2 separate regions of the Homo sapiens genome follow, and region 1 is linked to region 2. The links are chromatin loops, found by intact Hi-C in ENCODE. Cell type or tissue: PC-3. All regions are shown on one strand. Each heading gives the region's core, and the rest is flanking DNA. Links, peaks and the distances in the headings are about the cores only.

Region 1 (8,000 bases), core at 1-8,000, 64 kb after region 2:
TGAAATAACAGCAAGCATAGAAAAATGAAAAAAAATAAAGATGTGTACACAATAACTGAGGCTGCTTTCCCCATGCGCAGACACGATGATGACACTGAGGTCTATAGAAGCTGTGCCATTCAGCTGAGGGACCTAAAATGAGAGCCTTGTTCTCTGCAAAATGAGCAAACACTGTGCTGGTTATGCCTTGCTTACCAATTTTTAAAGAAATTCCTATTATCCTGTATACTCAGTCTTGTGCAGCAGGGCAAAACATTTCAATATGTTCTGCTAGAGAAAGTTTAAAACAAGACATGCAAAGAAACTATCTGTTCTGAAAGATAGAATGAGGGTGATGTGCATAAGAGATTGTGCAGCTGAACAGAAGGAACACCGAGTCGGCTGCAACTTCAGGGACCCTGCCTTGGTTCAGCCCAGGGACCTCGGCCCAGTCACTAACCTCCTGATGCCTGCATGTGGCAGCAGCTGGACCATAGTATTTGTGTTTGCTCAGCTAGCTAGAGTTTAAAGCATACATATTTTCTCAAGGGATGTTAGGAAGATTCAAGAAATGATCTATGTGAACTGCTTTAAGCTCTTCTCTTTTTTTTTTTTTTAACAAAAATGGGAGGGAAATCAAGATATTAATCATATTATTCATCCAACCCAAGATTCCTTTGAATTATTCCCCATGTAATCTGTATTTATGGGTAGAAGCAGCCATGCCTTGGGAGCAGAGACCTCCAAATTCATAACTGTCAGAATCACAAACCATGGGCAAGGAATTAACAGCAGTAATTCTATTTTTTTTTTCCCCCAAGCAGAGACCTAGATGAAATCGAATTACCAAGCATTCTTTAGCTCTCTTGCTGCCTTGGCAATGTTCACTCACCAGGTTGGAGGCTGTTTCTGCAGGTTTTACGTACCCTGGGAAGCAAGTGTGGTGACTTTCTTCGCAGCCGGTTCTGCAAAGATGTCCTGCCAAAGCTGGCTGGCTCCCTAGTCACCCAGGCCCCCATCAGTGCCAGGGCTGGACCAGTTTACTCGCACACGCTGGCCTTCAAGTTGCAGCTGGCTGTCTTACAGGGCCTGGGCCCCCTCTGTGAGAGACTGGACCTAGGTGGGTACCAGGCAGTTCCACCTGAACACACACACTTAGCATCTGTCTCACCCCTGCCATCATGCCCTCTGCTCAGTCGTGCCCCCCTCCCCTCCCCTCTGTGTACCTCCTTCCGTCTTATTTTGGCCTCATTTGTCCATTTATCTTGATGTGTTCTTTGGCGGGATGGAGTAGAGAGCCCAGAGCATCTTGCCTAGCTGTTGCAGTTTCTCCAGACACAGTTGGTCACTGCTTGTCCCAAATGAAGTGTAAGGGCTGATGCTTGTTTTGTTTTTCTTTTCTGCAGGTGAGGGTGACCTGAATAAAGTGGCTGATGCCTGCTTGATTTACCTCAGTGTCAAACAGCCCGTGAAATTACAAGAGGCTGCCAGGAGGTACGTCTGCCTGATCACCCGCATCCCTTTACGTTTGTTCTAAATTACAGATGATTTGCTAATGGCAAGCAGAGTTGAGGCATCTCTGCTCTTTTCTCTGTCACCCTGCCAGGTTAAGATAATTCTTTAACTGTGCCAGCACTAGAGATGGTATTTTTACTAGATGTGTTTCTCTTTGCCAGTAACCTTTTCCTCTGCTGCAAAGTCAGCAACAATTCCAGAGGGTCAAGAAGCAGAAAGACGGTGTGCTAGAGAGGACTCAGCACCCTCCTGGTTGGAGGGGAATCTGCTTCTAGGCCTGGAGACCAGGTGCCTGGCACTTCTTCATGCCTTGGCTTCTTCAACAGCAAAGTGAAAGTGCTGGGTTCCTGATATGGCATATGTCGACTCCACGGCAGGTCTTAGATGGGCATCGGTGCCATGAACCCTCACAAGTGCAAAGCAAAATTGTTTGTGTGCAGGCAGGTGCACATGTGCCTTTTTCTAATAGGAACCATTCATAGGTTCTAATAGGAATCTGTGACCCGAAGAACCTTAAGAGTTGCCAGACTAATGGCTTAAAGGGCCTTTTCTGATTCTGAAACTAGATGATTCCAATTTCTAAGAGTTTGACCATGCTTATTTGAGAAAAGCTGTATCACCTCTAGGAGAAGAAGCTGTTGCTGGTTACTTTAGGACTAAGAGCTAAAACTCAGCACAACAGCATTCCCCAGACATGAGACCCCAAATCTACTCTGCCCCTCTTCTCCAAGCTTTCCTTCCAGGTGGGAGCAGCCTGCATCCTGGAACTGCCATCCCAGGGTAGGTCTGCTGCTGGGGCGAAAGCTGGGCCTGGCACTCTGTGCCGCTCTGAGCCCTGCAGCTCCTTCAGCCTCACCAGCTTCACGCCTGCAGCGGAATCCCTGCATCTTCCTAGCTTCTAGAGGCACATCTCTGATCCTCTTCAGTGGGGTGGGAGTTAGGAGTCAACTCATTCCCTGAGGAGTGGAAAGGCTGCTCTGACTGTGCAGTGAGGAGAGCCAGCTTGCTCCTTAGAAACCTTGCACTCCCTGGGAGTGATGGTAATATCTTCTTGAATTGATTTATTGTCCTTTGCTGTTTTTTGCTCTTGATTTCCCATTTCCTTTTTTCTTCCTGTCCCTTTCCCGTCACATCCCTTAGTCCCAGAATCAGTCATAGTTTCATGAGCACAGGGGCGCATCCTAAGCAGCTTCTGTCCCCAGGCATTTTTATTCCGTACAGAATCAATTTAGGGTGAAAATAGTCCTCCCTGGGCGGTGCCCCTGGAGCTGATTGTGCTGTGACTTAAAGTGCAACTCAAGAACATAATGAGTTTATCTTGAAGTAAATCCTTTTAGATGCCTATTACAACCAAGAGTTAAAGGTCTGATTTTCACATTCCCCATCCATTCTATTTTTCCTACACCCACTCCATCCCATCCTTCAAGTTTAGAACCATCAAATAAGCTAATATTCTCAATTCATTATCTTTTCATTTCTAGTTCTCTTTTTTGCTGCTGAAAGCAATTAAACCCGGAATTGGACCTTGCTGAATCTTGAGCTGGTGTTCAGGGAGCCTCAGGTGGAGGAACACGCAGCCCCACCACTTGACCGCAGCTCCCTTTGTTTGCTCCAGCACATTCCGTTCAAGTGTTGAGTCAGATGGCCTCCCTCCTGATGGGCAGGGAGGGGGAGGAAGAGCTAGGTGGATTGCTTCACACATGTCACTTGCAAACTTATCTTGAAGTTGGGAAAAAAAATCAGTCTTGATCCTTGATCAAGAGCTGATTTGGCATCTTGATGCTGAAATTAATAAGCTCTCTAAGTGGGAGAAGAAGCCTGAGACAATAGGAAACCTGGTCTCTCTGTGAGCCTCATTACCGCATGGAGAGAGGGGTGGGTGGGTGGGCCACTTAGTATGGAAAAGTCATACCTGGCAGCTGGGTGCGGTGGGTGGCTTACGCCTGTTATCCCAGCGCTTTGGGAGTCTGAGGCAGGCAGATCACGAGGTCAGGAGTTCAAGACCAGCCTGGCCAACATGATGAAACCCTGTCTCTACTAAAAATACAAAAAGTTAGCTGGGCATGGTGGCAGGAACCTGTAATTCCAGCTAATTGGGAAGCTGAGGCAGGAGCATCACTTGAACCTGGGAGGCGGATGTTGCAGTGAGCCAAGACCGCACCACTGTACTCCAGCCTAGGTGACAGAGTGCAGTCTGTCATACCTACTAGTACTGAGGAACCAAGTCCCCTGCATGAGATGGAGTCCCATCTCAGCACATGGCCCTGCCATCCATCCTGTTGTTTGTTCTTAATTCTTCTCTTTCCTTCACACCCTACATCCATGACCAAAAGTAAAGCCCGCCTACCTCACTTGGAAAATTGCTCTCAAAACGACACCTCCAAACCACTAGGCCAGGCCAGGCCACCATCATCTCCCACCAGAACAACAGACCTCACCACTGGTCCCACTTCCAGTCCTGCCCCTCTAGGTATTCTCCATACTGCAGTCAGAGTGACACACTTACACACACTTACCCTCATGGGAGAAGAGAAAGCTGTGTTCGTTGCAAGGGCCCAAGTGGGAACCTTGGCTTAGTATTCAGAAAAGCCAGAGGTAGTGAGTTTCCGACCCTAGGCAGATGACCAGCTTGCTTTGGAAGTGGCTCTCCTGTCTGCCAGAGGGCTGGTGAGGGAAGCTCTCAGGGCAGGAGGCTGCTCCCAGGCCTCCTGTCTTCTGGAAGGAGAGGGATGTGCACCAGCCCTGTAGAACAGCCATGTCTGTGGGCCCCTCTGGCAGGTGGGCTTAGGACCTCCAAGGGGCGCCTTCATCGAGTTGGGGTGGAGGCAGACTTAGCAGCCCCATGAGAGTTCATCTTTATGTGCATCATGCTTGGGTTTTTCCTTGCTCCCATTTGCTTTTCCTGGCTCCAAAGAATGACCAAACCAGTGTTTGCTTTTTTAATTTGCCATATTAAATATAGCCTTTGTGGCAGGCTTTTACATCCAGGCAGTAAACTCTAGAAATGGACATTGATCAGGGGGTGGTTGATGTAACCGAGGTTGTAAATGCTAAGAACGGAGATGCCATTCCAGTTTAATGCTTTTATCTAGCAAATGTGCCTTGTATGGAGGGGGCATAAATCTTCCAACTGGGGGAGGCATGGGGGAGGGGCAGGGGATGGTGGGGGCAGGATGTGACCTTGCTGTGTGTTACCACCAGGTGTCACTGTTAACTGGCAATGCAAAAAAAAAAAAAAAAAGCCAGCTCCCCCAAAGTCCCTCTAGTTAAGTAACTTCAATGGATAACAAATGTGCAAATCATATTTGTGGTGTGGGAGGAGGGCTTAGCATACCAGGAGCTAAAAATAAGACAGTGTCCCTGAGGGTAGGCGTTGGATTACAGACAACAGGTCAGATCAGCCACACCCCCATCTCAGCCAACTGCAGTGGCAAACTTTGCTGATTGAAATTCTCAGTCTCCAGGATGTCTCCCGGCATGCCCTGGGCCTTCACAGTTCTGTGCCTTTCTGTCCAGGTAGCTTTTGCCTCCTGTACGTGAAAGGAATTTGAAAAGAGAGCATACACCCCAAATTTCTGTTTGTCCTTCAAGTCCATACATGTACTTAGCCTAGTTGAACTCCATTAAAACCATACTCCTTGGGCCAATCTCTTAGCAGACTCTGAGACTCCCTGGCTTTTGCAGTGAGGTTTTATATCATCCAATGAGCCTTTTACCCTGGGCTAAAAGGAAACAAAACTAGACAATACTTTTCAAATTTTTGAAAAGATGAAGTCAGGCCGTGTGCTGTGGCTCACGCTTGTAATCCCAGCACTTTGGGAAGCTGAGGTGGGAGAATCACCTGGGCTCAGGAGCTCCAGGCCAGCCTGGGCAACATAGCGAAACCCTGTCTCTACTGAACATATAAAAATTAGCCAGGCGTGGTGGTGTGCACCTGTTGTCCCAGCTACTTGGGAAGCTGAGGCAGGAGGATCACCTGAGCCTTGGAAGGTTAAGGCCATAGTGAGCCGTGATCACACCACTGCACTCCAGCCTGGGCAACAGAGTGAGACCCTGTTTCAAAAAAAAAAGAAGAAGATGAAGTCAGTGCCCAACAAGTCTCATAATAGAAAAATAAAGCTTTTAGGATGCTTGGCCTCCACCCCCAGTCCTACTCCCACCTGCTAACCCCAGAGCCCAGATAGGGATGCAGGGTGCCAGCAGGTGGTGACCAGCTGGTGTACCTTCTGGCCACGCAAGTCCTGGATGCTGTTATTGCTGTAGCCCCTGATGGGGCGCTGGGGAGGTTGCCATTCCAGCTCCCTCTGCCTCGCCATTGTGTGTGAGAGAAAAAGTAGCAGTCTTGCTTTGGACAAACCGAGGTTCAGATCTTACTGGCCATGTGACCTTGAGCAAATGATTTAGCTTCATTTCATTTTCTTCCTCTGTAAACTGGGGGTGATGAAAACTCCATTCTCATAGGGTGCTTGTGGATGAATCACGTTAGTATGTCCAAGGAGTCTCCAGGTACTGTTCTAGGGACTGGAATTAGAGGGAACAAGATAGGGGCCTCTACCCTCTGCTTATGTTCTGAAGGTATATTTACATCTGTGTACACACCTATGTGGGGTACATGTATGTAAATTTCCCAAATATGTTATACATGATGTGTATGTTACTCATACACATAGACACTGGCCACAGAATTTCTAGTTGTAAGCCTGCTTCATCCTTACTAAAATCTGAACTGGGGATTTCACCTCAAAAGGATCTTTTTCATGTTAATTGTGCCACCACTGTTTGCAGAAGTCAGGACCGGGTTTGAAGGTTCATTTACAGACTGACTTCCCTGCTCTCTTTCTAGCAGTAGGATCCCATCCCATCAAAGAACCAGCTGGTGCCTTCAAACCCTGGACGAACACAGACCGGCACAGGCTCATTCATTTCATCCCTGTCAGAGCCCCAACTCCTCTCTTTACCCACACATGAGCCTATTATATTTGAACGGATGAGGAGCCACAGAGGTGATCCATTAGTTCAGCTGAGCTTGAAATTAGTAGCTCATCCCCTTAAATGGTGTGGGCAGTTTGGCTGAGCTTGGACTGCAAAGCTGTTCCCCCTTGGATTGCACCCAGCATGGAAATGAGGACACACCTAATATTTTTTCCTTTTGACACTTGATTAATAGTTGACAAATCCAAACCCAAGTAGTTAGCTTTCCTATTATCCATCTTTTGACAGGCATTGCTGGTTTTCTTTTTGAGTCCCATTGTTCTAAAAATACACTCAGATCTGGAGCTGTTCACTGTGCATATATAGGCCTGATTTCATGGTGTCAAAGATAAGAGACATCTGGCAGGCAGATTACAAACAAAGTGGGTTGCTGGGTTTCAGAACTGAAGGCAGGGACCTCTGGGCTACTTAAATCTACTTAAATTCAGTGCTGCCAATTCTGTCCCTTCTTCCTTGGTGTTGTCATGTCACTGATAACCTGCCAGGGTCAACCATCTTACCACCCGGTAGGAAAGCCAAGCGTGGGGTGTGTGTGCACAGTGCATGCCGTGCCAGGTTGGGAGCAGAATGTTCTCGATGACAGATCGAGCCTGGTCGCAGCACCGCCTGCACAAAGTGGGTTTTGGTCATCAGAGGCTGTGGTCGACCACAGGGTAGTCATTTCCTCATTCTGCAGGCTCTGTCATCCCTCTCGAACACCTCAGAGGCGTGGAAGTAAATGTTGTCTCAGTACTGAGTAAATAAAGTAGCCAGGGAGATGATCTCTATTTGTCTTATTGTATAGATGTATTTTAAAAGATTTTTATTGGGTCTCTTATGATGAGCCAAGTGCTGTGTTGAGAGTTGAAGATTTTCAGAGATAACTACCAAGGCCTCACATTGTTGTTCAATAACAAGATAACCTTGGCAAATTAATTCACTTCTCAAAGTCTCTGTTTTCTCATCTATAAGACCGAAAAAAGCATGTATGTTATTTTGCTTATTTCACCTACTACAATGACGACAAGGATTCAGTAAAGTCAGGTAGCACAAAATACCACCACAGAGTAAAAGTCACTAAATAGTAGTTGTGAATCATTATTTAAATTTCTTCTTATTCCGAAAATGACTTGGAACATCTTATAAATTGTTTGCAACAAAGAAAAAAGGAAGGAAGTGAAGAAATTTTTTAAATGGAAAAATAACAGCAAAAACAAGATGAGACCGAGTTGAGGTTAATATAGACAATACAGTTAGAGCCCTGCACCCTTGCTAGAGAGGAGCTTTCAGAGTGGCTCTGTGCTTCCTGACAGACAGCAAAGAGGAAAATGGTACAGGAAGTACCTGAATAAGAGTTTTTAAAAAGAAAAGGAAAGAAAGCTTTTCAGAAAGAAGCATGGCTTTCCTTATTACTGACGCTTGAGGAAAATTTCTCTGTGGGTCATCTTAAAAGAACACTGGGTACTGTTGTGACTAATATCCTCAACGTCCTTGCAGTAAATACAGAAGGACATTTCCTAGAGCTGTTTCTGAAG
Region 2 (16,968 bases), core at 3,882-11,881:
TGTCTCTGAGAATTGCAAGTGCTTTCATTTATATTACGGTTGGCCCCTATATCTGTGGGTTCTGTATCTGTGGATTCAACCAACCATGAATGGAAAATACTCAGACCAAAAAACCCCACAAACCAATAAAAATAACAATTAAAAACCCAATTTTAAAAATACAGAATAACAACTATTTACATAGCATTTACATTGCATTAGCTATGATAAGTAATCTAGAGAGTATTTAAAGTATATGGGAAGATGTTTGTTGGTTATAGACAAATCCGACACCATTTAAGGGCCTTGAGCAACCTTGGATTTTGGTATCCTCAGAAGGTCTTGGAACCAAACCCCCATGGATATGGAGGGACCACTATATTTCATTAAGTAGTCTTTTTACTTTCCACTGGAATAAAAAATAGCATGCACTTATTTATTGGGTGTGGGAACTAAGACCCCCTCCCCGCCAGAAAAAAAACTACATGACAGGTTTCTATATGCAGTGAGCTGAGATGCTGGGGCTCGAAGCCAGATCTCTAAAATGATCTATAGCACTCTATCTCTTAAACTATGTAAGCCTTGGACGTGGGGATGAACTTCTTCCTACATTTGACAAAATGTAAAGTCTGATAAGAAAGAGGTTTTTAAATGTTTCTGAACATGACCCACAGCAGAAATACACTTATGTAAATACACAGAAAAATGAAAGCAGCGTTTCATAAAATACCCATTCTTACTATGTGTGCTCTATCTTCTATTTTATCTCTTTTTTTTTTTTTTGAGATGGTGTCTTGCTCTGTGACCCAGGCTGGAGTGCAGTGGCATGATCTCGGCTCACTGCAAGCTCCGCCTCCCAGGTTCATGCCATTCTCCTGCCTCAGCCTCCCGAGTAGCTGGGAGTACAGGCCCCCGCCACCACGCCCGTCTAATTTTTTTGTATTTTTAGTAGAGACGAGGTTTCACTGTGTTAGCCAGGATGGCTTTATTCCATTTTTCAAAAACTGTTGGTCATTAGCTACCAGACTGATTTCATATCCAATTAATGGGTTGTAACTCATGCTTTGGGGGTGGAAAAACATTAAGAAAGGGTATTTTTGGGAAGAAGTGATGAACAAAGGCTCATAATTAAGAAATGAGAAGAAAAAGCAGGATCTGTATTTACAAAGAACTGATATAATTAATTATGTGTGGGTGGTGGTGAGATTCGAATTTTAAATATGTATAACTCATTTTTAAAAGACCTGAATGAATCAAAAGAGTAGGTTGGTGCTTTGAAACAAAGGGCACCAGAGACTCCGGCAGTACCGTGGGACAGTTCCATGACATTCCCTATGGATACAGGCTGTCAGAGGTGAGAGCTCGCATTCTCCTGGGGAACTAGGATTTAAGAATCCCCAACACAGTATCTCTGGCAAACAGCCATCTGGCTTTTCGATGCCTTCTTAATGTGAATATTGCAAGAGGAACTGCTGAAGGATTCCAGATTGGGTGTGATGCCAAAGATTAGGAACCTCTACCCTCCTCAGGGATGGGAAACAAAGAATGTCCTTGGTGAAGGGGAAGAAGTGAGCGGAATGGAACACAAAGGAAAGAGATCACCTCAGTCACAGAGGATAAAGGACCGCCAACTTCTCCTTCCTGCTCAGTGGCTCAGTCCATGAGCAAGCTCCTGGGGTGGTTAGGTTGGTTTTAGTTTTGTTATTGCTTGACTGATCGTTTTTAAAAAATGGTTAATTCACTAAGATGTTTAGGTGCCTGTGGCAAAAAATGGCAAATACTAATTTTTAAGATTAAAAAGAAAATCAATTTGCAGCCTCAAGAACTTTTACAAAGGAAATAATTCATTTACACAAATAATTACAACCCAGAAAAGTAACTTATAATAGTTTAGTGAGTTATACAAATACGCAGTGAAAATGCAGAAGCCAGATGCTCGCTTCGGGGGACCTACCCACGCTGTCCTCACGCTCCCTGCTCTCCTTCACCCATCAGAGGAGTGGCAAGTGCCTCTTTCGGCCAGTCCTCCAAGCGGCATGCGCATCCCATTCCCTCGTTTCCTCAAAGACTAAACTTCTGCAGCCGTCCCATGTCTTCTCTACCTCAGCAAATTCTCTCTCTCCCTCCTAAGAAAACCACTAGCACACAAACCTGCTGCCATGTATTCCACCTACATACCACTCTCCCACTACTGACCTGCTTCCCTGCTCCCCCTTGCAGCTAAACTCTTTTCAGAGAAGTGTAGCCACCTGCTCTCCTCCTGAGCCCACCCCAATCGGGCTTTATGCCCACCAATCCTCTGCTCAAAACCTTCCAATTAGTTTAACAAATTTGAGTTCTTATAACTAGGCTCTTAGAAACAGCAGAGAATAAAAAGGACAAAAACTCTCTGCCCTCAAGTTTATATTATCAGGTAGGAAGAGAATCAATATACAATAAATATTATGCTTACTTATCAGCTGAAGAGAACTACAGAGAAAAACAAGGCAGAGGAGAAAAAGTGGGGCACTGGAAGGTGGGGGGGATCAACATTTTCAAAAAGGTGGTCAGGGTGAGCTTCGCTAAGGTGATACGTAAACAAAGGCCTAAGAAAATGAGAACCAGCTATGTAACTATCTGGGAGGAACGTTTCAGGCAGAGGGGACAGCAAGTACAAAGGCGCTAGGAGGAAAGAGTGACTGGCAAGGAGCCCATATGACTTGAGCAGTGAGTGAGGGGAAAATAGTAAAAGTCTTGCGGTAACAGAGGCCAGTGAAAGACTCTGCTTTAAAGCCAGGCAGGGGGCTCACATCTGTAATCCCAGTGTTTTGGGAGGCCAGGATGGGAGGATTGCTTGAGTCCAGGAGTTTGAGGTTACAATGAGCTAAGATCATGCCACTGACTCCAGCCTGGGTGACAGAATGAGACTGTATCTCAAAAAAAAAAAAAAAGGGGGGGGGGCTCTGGCTTTTAATTTGGTGATGGGGGGAGTCGTGGGGGTGTTATGTGGAGCGGGAGACATGATCTGCCTTCTACTAAGAGGATCACTCTGGTTACTATGTTGAGACTAGAATGATGGCTGAGCAAGAGGAACAAACGAAGTAGCTAGACCAGCTGGGAGGCTACTGCAATAAATCAACTGAACATGGTAGAGACCTGTACCAGGTGGCAGTGGTAGAGGCGGTGACAGGATATCAGATGCTGGTTTTGGTCCCAATCAACAGGAATGATGAGGGCCATTTACTGAGATGGAGAAGACCATGAGTGAAACAAGTTTTAGAGGAAAGGTCAGAAGTTCAGTGTGGGGCAGAGTAAGCTTGAAATGCCTATCAAGATATCCAACTAATAAAACTGAGTAGGAGGTTGGATATATGGGTCTCAAGTTCAAGGTGGAAGGGTCAACACTAGAGATGTAAATTAGGAAATCATTCGCAGAAAAACTCTTATTTATAGTCATGAAATTGGGTGAGAATGGCTGCCAGTGAAACCAGCTAAAGAAGGGGGCTAATATGAAGAGGTCAAGGAGGAGTGAAGAAACCAGCAAGGAGGCTGAAAAGACACAGAAAGAGAGGAGGAAAGCTAGAATAATGCAGGGTCCTAGTTCCCACTGCTACTGTAGCAAATTACCACAAATTTAGTGGCTTGGAATATCACCAATTAATTATCTTATGCCTTATCACAGTTGCTTCCTCCATCTTCAAAGCACATCGCTCCAACCTCTGCTTCCACGGTAATACCTCCTTCTCATTCCCCCTCTCCCACCTTCCTCTTACAAGGACCCTGTGATTACACTGGGCCCTCTTAAATAATCCAGGGTAATCTCCTCATCTCAAGATATTTAATCACACCTGCCAAGTCCCTTGGCCATATAAGATTACATATACACAGGTTCTGTGGATTAAAACATGGGTGTTTGCGGGGTGGGGGGTCAGGAGGCATTATTCCAACTACTACACCAAGTGAAGAAAGTATTTTCAGGAAGAAGAAATAATCTACTGGGCCAAATACTACTGGGGTGAAGTTAAGATGGGGGCAGAGAATCCACCATTGAGTTCAGCAACAAGGAAGTCATCAGCAACTGGGAGGACGGGAAGTAGAGAGACAGCACAGGCAATCCATTCAGGTGGTTTGGCTAAAAAGAACAGAGAAATGAGGCAGTAGCTAGAGGAAGATATGAGGTCAAGAAAAAAATCTTCCCAAGTGGGGGAAAAATTCATGTTTTTATGCTATTGAGAATGATCCAGTAAAGAGTAAAAAATGGAGAATGCAGGAGAAAGAGGGAGCATTGTTGGAGCAATGGCCTTGGCTAGATGAGAAGGAGCAGATCTAATACACAGAGAGGCGGGTTTAGAAAATAGCATGTCCATGTAGAGAAATAGGAGGAAAAGTCAACTCAGACATGTTAGTTTTTCCCAGCCACATTCCACTACACAGGTTCGGGAAAGGAACAGACAAAAAGCTAAATTTAAGAATGGTGGTTGCCAGGTGATATGGGAAGTGAAAAATGATGAGTTATTGTTTAACGGGTATAGAGTTTCAGTTTGGCAAGACGAAAAGAACTCTGGAAACTGGTTGTATAACAACATGAGAATACTTAGCACAACTAAATTGTACACCTTTGTGTTTTATGTAGCTTACCATTTTATATGTATTTTACCACAATTAAAAATCAAAATTAAAAAAGTATTTTAAAAGGAAGCTACATGAGACCTTTAGGTCAGTGAAACAGAGAAACAAAATTACATACATGGCTAGCTTTACATTAACTTGCTTGCAATTTTTGCAGATTATGATTTTGACAGTAAGAATAAATGAAGTGGTCCTTTTAGTAGTAAGTATTTTTAAAATGTGATTTAACCTGTTTAGGGATTTTGCCAGGAGACTACACTGAAGGGAGAAAGAGAAGAAAATGGGTTGAAGGTGTGTGTGAGGAAGTGAAAAGAGAGACTCCAATCTGAATAAAGAAGAAAATGAGGACTCGAGGACTAGGAAGAGGTGGGGGAGGAATCAAGAGACTGCAGGTCCCAGTGGGGTGAATTCCTGGGGTGGGAAAGCAGAGTGAGGGGCTGAGATGCTTCTTGCGTGACTCACAAGGCCTCCGAGCTGTGTTCTCCAACCCAGTACGCCCACTGCCTGAGGTCTTTCCCTGTGCTGCTTCCACTGCCTGGTGGCCCTTCCTTCCCTTGGATATCCTCATGGCTTGCTTCCTAATTTTTCGGGTCTCTGCTCAAGGTCATCTCATCAGAAAGGCTTTCCCCAAACACCTTTAAAATACCATTAATACCGCCTGCAATCATTTTCCGCTCCCACTGCCCTGCTTTATTTTCCTTCTTGACACTTCACTTGAGGGGATATAGGTGGGCCTCAAATATTTGTTGAGGGAAATATTTCATCAGTGACCTTGATTTCCTTTAGATAGATATGGAAGAAGTTAGAGAAGCAGCCAAGTCAAGGGACTGGAGTGGGAAAATGGTGGCCTTTGGAAGACAATGGAATGAAAGGTCTGAGCTTTTGTAAGGGGAGGAACATAGGCTTTGCAGCCTAGATTAGAATCCCAAGATCCACTACTTGTGTGACCTTGGACAAGACACCTATCTTCTCAAAGCCTCAATGTCCTCCTATGCAATATGGAGACACACATTTAGTCACCTCCAAAGACTATCACAAAGAACAGAAGTACCGGTGCAAAGCCTACTGTCAATATTAGTTCATGCTTCATTCCTTCCTTTCAATTTCCCATAAGGAAAGCAGGAATCGTGTCAACTGCCCCTCCCTGTTTAACTAGGGAGGTCACGACTAGGGCAAAATGACATGTCTAACAGACACCTGAAATTCCTGGCACTGAACGCACTATCATCTACGGGGCTTGTCAGAGAGCAGGGCACAAATCACACAGCCCTGAATCATAATTTTTTTTCTTTTAGTAAGAGGGTTATGAGTCTAACAGACAGAATAATACCTAATCTCCCCCACCCACCCCACACGCACACAATTTGTACTATGTTTTTAACAGACCTTATTTAGAGAGCCACAGGTTGTGGCACACCAGCATTTCTGCAATAATTCCTAGAATCACTATTCAAGCTTTGACTATTTCAAAAGTTTCTTTGTTCACCATGTGAGTTATGTTTGCAAATCCCAAGATGGTAGAGCAACCAATACAACATGGAAAGTAGTCTATACCTGCAGACGTTAAGTATGGCCTAGGGTTACTGCATTACAGTTATGTCCCTCTCTCCTCACCTTTCACCCAAACTCTACCTTCTCACCTGTTATTTTTTCCAATAGAGAAACATCTTGCACTTCCTGGGGCAGAGAAGCAATTTTCTGTCGGACAGTAGCATCCCCTGATGCGGCATTTTCCAGATCCTGCAAAGCTTTGATTAGTTCCTCAGTCTGTAAGATGAAAACACAAACAACACTACCCATTAAGACATGGGGTTTAAAGAAAATTAGTTGGAGTTAAATGAGGTGGAGGCAAATTCTAAAAACAGTCATTCCTGCCATTTCTTAAAAAAAACTGTTCTTAGCCCCAGAGCTTACATGTAAGTCAATGTCACGGACTCTAAGAAAATCCACAAAATTAGTTTATCTAAGTCCATGGCAGAACATGAATGAAATTCTGAATAATTATTATTATTTTTTAATTCTAAAAGAACATGTTTTTGGCAATTCAAAACAATGGAGTTTGGTTCATGTTGCTTAATTTCAAATGATGTATCATTTCCAGTATAGAATAAAGGTATAAATATCAGATGTTAACAACTGTGTGTTGTGGCCAGGTGTGGTGGCTCGCACCTGTAATCCTAGCACTTTGGGAAGCCAAGGCAGGAGGATCACTTGAGCCCAGGAGTTCGAGACCAGCCTGGACAATATAGCGACACCCTGTCTCTACAAAAAAATTAAAATAAAATAATAAGCCAAGCATGGTGGCATATGTCTATAGTCCCAGCTACTTGGGAGGCTGAGGTAGGAGTATCACTTGAGCCCCAGAGGTTGAGTTTGCAGTGAACTATGATCATGCTACTGCACGCCAGCCTGGGTAACAGAGCAAGATCCTGTCTCAAGAAGGAGAAGGAAAAAATTATATGTTGACTGATCAACCTACTTCAATTCTTTCTTGGGTTTTCTTGACAAAATGGATGTCACTCCCAAAATTAAATGTATCAAACTTATTATAAACCCAGGGGGAAAAAACAAGAAAAGTAAACCAGGGATACATTTTCTGTATATATCAAAAAGGAGTTTCTTAAATTGTCAGAAAACAATGCTAACAGGCCACTCCATAATCACCAAGGAGTAGCTAGCTCTGTAGATGGTAGTTAGATTACCCTGAAAGGTAATAATCTAGGCTGTAGTCTTTAAAGTGTTTAAATCCAAAGATATATGACCTAACACTGCTGTCATTTAATCCCTAGTCTAACTCAACACCGTAACATAACACAAACTAGACATGTTTCCTATTTACATAGGCTTTAAGCATGACCATGTGTAATAAAGCTGTTTTAGGCAAAATAAGATGAAGCCCCCCCCGCCCCCGCCTTGAAAAGAGCATGGGCTCTGAAGTCAGACACACCTGGATTTAAATTAAGACACTGGTCAAGTTACTTAAACTGTCACCTTGTGCCCAACTTCTTTCATTTAGATTTTGTAAGCTAACCTGTATAGCCAAATAACACAAACACATGGGTAAAGACTAACTCCTTGTTTCAATATTTAATAGGCTACAGTGCAGCAAATTTGCTATTGACACATAGACTGTCTTTAGATATTAATGAGTTACTTTATAAAACTACCATGCTACTGGAGACAGGCCATGGTAGACGACTTTTGAATATCTTTGTAATATTATCTATCCCTTTCTCCAAAATCTATTTTTAAAGAATATTCTTAATTTCTAGGATTGAAAAAACCAAGTCCAAGTACTTTATAAAACATAAGCCCATCCCAGAGTTATGGCACGCAAAGACATACTGACACCTGCCATCCGGCAAGCTCCTTTGGGCAGGATGATGCACGGGGCCCCTGAGAGGTGCCCTCTGATGATTCCATACCAGTGGTCACTGGCGCCACCTTGTGGCCATAGTCTTCAACTAGAGGTCACTTTAAGCCACTGTTCCCTACTCTCTGGGGGTCAAGACCTACCAAGAGGGGTCCTGCAGAAGGATCCTGAGGAGAGTAGCTGCCAGGGTAGTCGTCATCCTCCTCCTCCTGAATTTGCTGAAAAGTTCGTTTCAGAGATTTCTTCTCTTCTGTTGCTAGACAAAAGAGAAAGTAATAAATTTGAGTCACATATCCTGTAGTGATAAGTCACATGCTATGCACAATGGGCCACATGTAAAAACAGGGCAGAAGGGGCACACATTTTCAGAATGGCTTAATAGTAACCTTTATGCTAGTTATTTTAAATTGACTGTAGTTCCCTACATTACTGAAAAGAGTCAAACAGGTCTTTGTCCGTCATCTCAGATTGATTCTCTGGTAAAATACTACAGAAAACAGGCATCTAAAGCGAAAACTTACCCAACTATCACACTTGAGTAAGAAACTCATGGGACAATACAATGAAGCAAACCAACGTGTGCTAGGGTTTACAGAGAAGATATTGTGTATAAAATGAGATACGTTATGCTTTCCAGGGATCATTTCAGAAAACAGGAGAGAAAATTTTATCAATAAAATTGTGTCAAACACAAATATTCTTTACACTATTCCCCTAAAAATAAAATAAATCTAATTTTACCTTAAAATTAAAATAACCATTACTGAGACATGTGATTGATACTACTGAGAAAAATTACTTAAGTTACCATTTTAAATTTAACCACTTTTGAGGCTGACAGGTTACATTATTTATGATCTATCTGCACCGTATGTTTTTACATTGTTATGATAGATGTGTTAATTCCAAAATCATTCTTTTTGCATCAAATTAGACAATACAAAATAAATGCCAAACAATTGTGGGAAATAAATCTAAATGATAAATTCTAGTTTCGAAAGTAAAGAAATATTGGACACAGCCTGTGCCTGGCATTGCAATAGTTTCCTTTTAATCTTTCCAACAATTTTAAGATACAGCATCTCCAGCTGAAAGGTGAGAAAACAAAGGCCAGGGAGGTTAAATGACACACTTACGGTATGACTCCAAAACCTGTCCTCTTTCCACTGCACTCAAATTACTTAGCACCACACAGGTACCCTCTCATTTAGAAAAAAGGGGACACCAGGCACCTGCTGCAGATACATACACATTTTTTGCTTACACATTTTCTTCTGGAAACAAGTCACGTAGCTCCTGTTCTCTACATTATATACATCATATACTAACTGACCAAACTCACGTTTGAAGTGAAAGCCAGGTCAATATCATGAGTTTTATTTTTATTTTTTTTTTTTAGATGGAGTTTTTGCTCTCTTGCCCAGGCTGGAGTGCAGTGACACATTCTCAGCTCACTGCAACTTCCGCCTCCTGGGTTCCAGCAATTCTCCCACCTCAGCCTCCTGAGTAGCTGGGATTACAGGCATTTGCCCCCATGCCTGGCTAATTTTTGTATTTTTAGTAGAGTCAGGGTTTCATTCACCATGTTGGCCAGGCTGGTCTCGAACTCCTGGCCTCCAGTGACCCACCCGCCTTGGTCTCCCAAAGTCCTGGGATTACAGGTGTGAGCCATCACGCCTGGCCAAGTTTCACTTCTTCTTAATGATTCTGTCTATTACAAAAAAAGGAGACAGGAACATCTGCAATACAGGCCGTCCTCACTTTGCGCATACTATTATACACAGATTTGTTACCATGGCTTCGTTAAATGACACCAGTCCCTCAATAAAACAAGTTCAAACTTCAGTTACCATGGCATATTAACTCTTGAGTAGTTGCATAAAGTACAAATTTTGCTGCTAACTTCAGCCCCCAAATCATGATCAGGGACCAATCACATCATTCTTGAAGTCAATCAGTGATTGGTCACTGAACACCTGTTATGCAGGTCACACAAAGACAGCAAAGTGCTTCGCTGTGCTGTCTCCTTATCGCCCAGTGATAACACCCACGACATTTTATAAAAATGAACGATCAGAAGAGGGTATTGATCATAAAGACAAATGTGGAACAAAGAAACTGAAACAAAAGCTAATGCCGGAACTGAAATCCCAATGGCATATTAGTGGAGTTACAGAAGAAAGAGCACGCTGCAGGATGCTGCCACTGCCAGCATCAGAGGGAGCCTAGATCCATGGCCAGAGGAATGTGTAGAGGCCAACTTAGCAATGAAGAAAGTGGGAGTGATGAAAAGAATGACAACGTCCTAGAGGAAGAGACGCTAACAAAAAAAAAAAACTGCATGCTAAAGAAACTGAGAGGTATTTTACAATACTGAAAGCATAAAAGATAAAATGTTGGAAGCTGATCCAAACAAAATACAGTATGACAACTTGCAAAGCCACAGAAAAGATGTTTGCTCTGATATGTATCTAAATTATACCAGAAGAAGGCAACCCTTGTTCAAACTACTCTTGATAAGTTTGTTACAAAGAAAACACACTTTAATTCTCAATGTTTCTAATTTGTTGTTACAGCATATTAAATAACTATTAGTTTATTATCTCTTTTGTTTCCGTACACATTTGGAATCAACAATGAGTTTTTAATTCTTTGACAAAAAAAATTTTAAAAGTCACAGAACAATCATAATTTTCCCCACTGATTATAAAGATTGCTTTGCATGGGTTCAGCTTGCACAATCATGGTTATAGTCCTGCACTACTATGCAAAGCAAAGATTGCTATATTTTTAATATGAAAAATCTATTAGGATAAAATTTACATAAGAAACACCTAACAGTACTTTGTACATAGTAGCTGCCTAATTAATGTGTGCTATATGACCCATGCAGACACTTAGCCACTGTGGCATCAAAGTGGTCATGTGGAAGGAGTGGCCATTAGAAGGTAAGTACAAACTTCAAAATTTTTTATACTGTTCTGTTTGCTTTCAAGCACCTAGAAGAGCACTCAGTAAGTAACTATTAGATATGCTAAAGAAGGTAGAAAAAAATTACAAAACTTGAAATCCTTCCGTTTTCAAACTCTCACACAGAAATTATTATATATAAACATCAAACACTACCTCGACACTTAGAATTCCTGAATTTTGGCACTGGGAGGACTTAGACAGACCCATGCCTTTGTTTCCCCCAACTCAAATTTTCATGAAAATATCTAAGTCCACAGGTTGCAGTCTGCCCAAAGTCAGAGAGTTTGTTAGTGTAAATCTGGGTGCTACAGATCAAAGCCTCATTATCTGGAGTTATCTTTACCACTTCACACTGTTGCTCACGAACAGCATTACAAGACTTAAAATAAGAAATCATTTTAGGACAACTTATGTCCTTTGCCATCCTGCTGGCAGAGGGCACAATAGGTGTTAACCATTACCCTATTTTTCCAGTTTCCTCCTATTTCCATTTGGAGGACCTACTGGTGCTACAAACATAAGATTTCTGGACATGAATTACTAATCATTTCCCCCACAGGGCTCCTCATTCCCTGAGCTACCTATTTCCATTACGAACACTTTCACTGACCTGTCTTCCAGGTACAAGGCCTTGGAAACCATTAGAATCTATCCCAAGGTCCCAGTTTCTAGCAGATTCCATACCTCAGACTGATGCCTTACATACTCCCTCCCTTTGCTCCTTCACCTACACAGCCTCTTATCAGCAATCTGCCCTTTGTCACAGCTGGTTGAGACCACTGTCTCCCCGCCTCTAGTTGCTCCTTTCCCAAGTTAGACTATACAGTTGTCCCTCAGTATCCATGGGGGATTGGTTCCAGGACCGCTACGGATATCAAAATCTAGGGATACTCAAGATCCCTTACAAAATGGCATGGTATTTATATATAACTTACGCACACATCCTTCCGTATACTTTGTGTCTAGATTATAGTACCTAATACAATGTACACATGATATGTAAATAATTGTCACACCATTTCATTTTTAAAATATGTATTATTTTTACCCAAAATATATTCAATATGTAGCTGGTTGCATCCACAGATGTGGAACCTGTAAATATGGAAGACTGTATTCTGTTATTAAATTAATCTTCCTAAAGCGGAGTGCTCACTCCATCATGTCCCTATTCATAAACCTTAAGGGGCTTCTAATGATTTTACAGATTCCTCCTAAGTTCAAAGCCTAATGATGACAAATGGCCTCCAACTCCCACGGCACTCGGGCCTCTCTTAAAGCACCTGGCCTTGCTACTCTGGCCACTGGCAAGCGTTCTTCTCCGACAGGAGCACTTTGTGTCTTATTCCTCTACATCCCTGCAGTACCTAGGAAAGGGGTGACAGGTCGGAGTTTGAAACCGCTTGAAGGGAGGAGTCACAGAGCTTGGAAAATGCTAGTGCTAGGCCAGAAATGACTATCACTGCTACGAAGTCAGCAGTTATAGTGCCTGGTATTGTCAGTCTAGTCAGACAGCCATTAAAAATAACTTAGGATTTCCAGGTTTCCTTTTCAAAAGCTATACATTTTTTTAAAAATTAAAATTATTTTAAAAACTAGAATATGTGTCAGTTCCATTTCTACATCTGAATTTAAGGTAAGCCTTCCACTATCAATTCAGCTTCTACCACGGTATATATTTACTCTCCCTTTTTCACTCACTCAACCACTCTGTTTACAGGCAGGACAAACTGTGGGGGTAGCCAAAGTCCTTCTGTCCTCATACTGGGCACCTTCTATTCTATCCTCCAACTTGTCCCTGTGTCTCCAGCAGGCCTTGTACTCAGCTAACCTTAAGTAATCCTCGTTACCTAAGGGTTTATGGTATGCCTCTTACAACCTGATTGTGGGAGAATTTCAGACACAATGGCAGACTGTGAAACTAATCTTAAGGCAAAAAGCTGGCCTGCAGGTTCCCAAATCACATTATAATATGCAGCCATCTACCGTAAAGCTGGATCTTCTAGAGGATCCACTTGAAATTTTCTGTGATTTAAAAAAAAAAAAAAAAAAAAAAAAAAAACACCGCGTTTGGTCCGAGTGCAGCAGTGTTTACAACTAATTGATCGCAATCAGTTACAGGTTTTTTTGTTCCTTCTCTACTCCCACTGCTTCAATTGACTAGTTAACAACAACAAAAAAAACCACACCTATAGACTTTATATTACTTTTATAATGAGAAAAGGATCAGGAAATATTGTTTGCAACAGCTCCCTCATTCTTTGCTCCATCCCTGCATAATAAAGGACATTTTAATAAGGCACATTAAACTTTACTTGTGGAGAGAAAAGAACCTACAACAGATAAAGGTCTAACATTTGAGGCACAGTTCTACAAGCTGTCTACCCTTATCATCTCACTGAACTGAGTAGCCAAATCCAGGCATAAACCCAGGGAAGTTGTGCCTAGAACTCATACTCTTAGCTACCATGTTCTCCAGCCTCGCACAAAAACTGGGGGACTGAAAATATTAAAAACCTCTTCTTACTTTTGCGACCAGTTCATATATAGAAACTCAGCACATTAGATACTAGAACTGGCAGGGGCAAACAAAACTCGTATCATTGCCCCACTGATAATATCTTACCTGCATTATCTCAAGTAATCCTCATCACTATCCTAGAAGGTATTACCATTAATAGCCATATTGTACAGTGAGGATCTGAGCTTCAGAAGGATCAAATGCCATGGCCAAGGTCACAGAGCTTTAGAAATGACAGCTAGGGGCCGGGTGTGGTGGCTCATGCCTGTAATCCTGCCATTTTGGGAGGCCGAGGTGGGCGGATCACCTGAGGTTGGGAGTTCGGGACCAGCCTGACCAACATGGAGAAACCCCATCTCTACTAAAAATACAAAATTAGCCAGGCGTGGTGGCACATGCCTGTAATCCCAGCTACTTGGAAGGCTGAGGCAGGAGAATCACTTGAACCTGGGAGGCAGAGGTTGCGGTGAGCCGAGGTCCCGCCATTGCACTCCAGCCTGGGCGACAGAGCAAGACTTCATCTCAAAAAAGAAATGACAGCTAGGATTCATACTGTGGAAGCCTGAATAGCTAAACTATATTAAGATCCAGGAAAGCTGGGTAACCTACTCACAAATTCCTACCAAAATTCCTACCAATATTGAAACCGTGTGCTTTCAGGAAATACGACAGTGTGAAGAATATCAGCTTTAAAGTCGTATAGACCTGGGAATTCGCCACTTACCAATTATCTCTCTCTGAACAAAATTACTATACCTTTTTGAGCCAGTATCCTCATCTAAAGTATGAAAATAATACCAAATTCACAGAGTAGTTGTAAGGATCTAAAACAAATTAATATGAAAAGCAGCCAGCAGAGGCTGGTACATAACGGATGCTCAATAAATGCTAGTCCCTTTGTATCTACCCTCTCTCTCTAAATCCTTCTACAACCGTATACTACATGAGTCACATGTGGCTCAAATAAAAAAGTTCCATTCAGTCAAGCAACACCTTGAGTATTCTCAAGAGTAGAGAACTTTTCTCCTTTTCTTACTTTTTAAATTTTGTTTTTAAGTGACAAATAATAATTGTATATATTTATAGGGTACAGTGTGATGTTTTGAGAGACACCTTTAGAACACCTTGAGAGACAGGTTTATAAACTTAATACCCAGTTCTAAAACAGAATTCCTAAGCTCATGCATTCTCTAATGTTGTAAGAACTGTCAAAGTTCCATAGAAAAATTTTTATTTCAGAGGTAAACTCCATGAAGTTGCCTGAAGACAAAGAATTACCCATGAATCAAAGCTGGAATATAAAAGGACTACTCAAATTTGGAAATAAACTTCTCGAGAACTCATCAACATTTGAAAGGACTGTGGTAAAATATTCTGATAACTCAGGTCCAGAGAGTGAAGACAGAGTGAGTCAGCTGGGACTAACACACATGTTGAAATCTTTTGATGTGTGTTTTCATCTTTATAGAATAGAGAAAGAGAAATTATCTTTAGATTAGCATTATCCTCTACCTAGAGGAAACTGCCTCTATTATTGTTAATGTCTGTCTAGACTTTCAAAAAAAAATCAGAAACCCACTGAAGCTATTCCCAATACTATCACTGCCACAAATTCCACACATTCCCAGAGTGCAAACCTATTCCTCACTCTTTTCTCCCTCTTTCCTATAGCATCTAGCATATCTGTTTATTCAAAGTATGTGTCCAGCAAATGTACATTAAATTGAAATTCAACATTAGCTTCAAACATCCTCTTTCAAGGCTCTCCTACTTGCCCAAAGGTGTTCTTAAAAACCAGCACTGTTTACCAATGAACTCTAAGGCAGAGTAAAGAATGCTGAGTAATTCCCCAAAGCTGTACTGAAGACCTCCAAAGGACACAATAAAAACACCAGAATCCAAAGCAGGAAACATCTTGCTTTTCAGAAGCTACCAATCACCTGAGTGATCCTAAAATTATCTTCTAGCAACACCAAGTAAAACAACAATGACCTGCAGTCTGAAAGCACTTATGTCATTCACAGAAAGCCTCTAACCTTTGGTTTCACAGGAAAGTTACCCACTGCAAAATGCAAATAATTCCAGACCTGGAAAGGATCATGAAGGGTACACAAAAGGGTTACTCAGTGAAGGATACTGTCACACATGCTAATCATGACTAGGTTCTATAGCAGATGCATGTATAAAGTACCAGAGAACAAGGAGGGAATGACCACATGGGCCCAGACAAGCCAGGGAAGATGTCAGAATGAGAGTTGCATTCTTGGAGAATGAGTTCATCACACAGTGAAAGCGGTAGAAGGACATCAAGTAGAGGTAACAGCAGATGGAAAGGAAGCAGTGCCAACAGAGCATCCAGAGGGTAAACTGTCGGCAATTCAGTTTGGCCAAAGAATACAGTGTAAGTGAGGAAGTGGCAGGAGAAGAATCTGGAAAAACAGGCTAGTTCAGATAGAAAGGGTCTTCAATACTATCAGTACTTGGACTCGATCCTCCAGGAAACATGTATGCAGGCAGATCAGATCTGTAGCTAAGAAACATGTCATGCCAACTAGAATTAAACCACAACTAACCAGAAGCCAAGTAACTAAACAACATTTGATCTTACTCTTTAAAGAAAAAAATAGGCCAGGTGAGGTGGCTCACGCCTATAATATCAGCACTTTGGGAGGCTGAGGCGGGTGGATCACGAGGTCAGGAGTTCAAGACCAGCCTGGCCAAGATGGTGAAACCCTGTCTCTACCAAAAATACAAAAATTAGCTGGGCATGGTGGCAGGTGCCTGTAATTCCAGCTACTCGGGAGGCTGAGGCAAAGAACTGCTTGAACCCGGGAGGCGGAGGTTGCAGTGAGCTGAGATCATACCACCGCACTCCAGCCCAGGTAACAAAGCAAGACTCTGTCTCAAAAAAAAAAAAAAAAAAAAAGAAAAAAAGAAAGAAAAAAGAAAAAATAATATAAGCTCTTATTAAGGGCTTTGCAAAATTCACACACAGATGCACTTCCTAAAGATATCCTGGGTTCAGTAAAGATCAAAATCAGTTTTAAGCTGGGCGCAGTGACTCACACCTGTAATCCAGCACTTTGGGAGGCCGAGGCGGGCAGATCACTTGAGGTCAGGAGTTTGAGACCAGCCTGGCAAACATGGTGAAACCCCGTCTCTTCTAAAAATACAAAAATTAGCCGGGTGTTGTGGCAGGTGCCTGAATCTCAGCTACTCAGGAGGCTGGGGCAGGAGAATGGCTCGAACCCAGGAGGCGGAGGTTGCAGTGAGCCGAGATCACGCCACTGCACTCCAGCCTGGATGACAGGGTGAGACTCTGTCTCCAAAACAAACAAACAATCAACTTTAGACAGACACCATGCTGACAATCCTAAGGATATGTTTCAAAAGCACATCTACATTTAATTAAATCAAGTTCTTAAAAAGCTAAGAAACTTATCCAAGGTCCTATTGTAGTTAATGGCAGAGCAAGGACAAAATCTTAGTCCAGGCTACTTCCTAGTTCACCACA

What was found. A loop is a pair of places that touch in the nucleus more often than their neighbours do. Peaks named below come from ENCODE experiments on the same cell type or tissue, not always from the same donor. Only the 100,000 strongest peaks of a DNase experiment are listed, where the experiment ranks them.
Region 1: it touches region 2 in a loop (2.7-fold over the local background); 2 of 110 quality-filtered maps call a loop at or near these places.

Annotation. Positions count from the first base shown.
Region 1 is chr20:37,989,848-37,997,847 of GRCh38, reverse strand. It overlaps TTI1 (TELO2 interacting protein 1), which reads left to right. Exons shown (of 8, transcript NM_001303457.2): 6 at 895-1,099; 7 at 1,386-1,473. Among named protein-coding and RNA genes, the nearest start is that of TTI1, 40 kb to the left of the region's middle. RefSeq lists an enhancer at 7,184-7,263. In PC-3, for the core only: CTCF peaks have their summits at 4,524 and 4,725 (motif pointing right); DNase peaks (open chromatin) are centred at 3,117, 4,807 and 7,137; H3K4me3 peaks cover 622 bases; H3K27ac peaks cover 4,643 bases.
Region 2 is chr20:38,048,780-38,065,747 of GRCh38, reverse strand. It overlaps RPRD1B (regulation of nuclear pre-mRNA domain containing 1B), which reads right to left. Exons shown (of 7, transcript NM_021215.4): 4 at 8,104-8,216; 5 at 6,228-6,354. Among named protein-coding and RNA genes, the nearest start is that of RPRD1B, 24 kb to the right of the region's middle. In PC-3, for the core only: a CTCF peak has its summit at 8,066 (motif pointing left); DNase peaks (open chromatin) are centred at 4,447, 5,747 and 8,007; H3K4me3 peaks cover 291 bases; H3K27ac peaks cover 3,157 bases.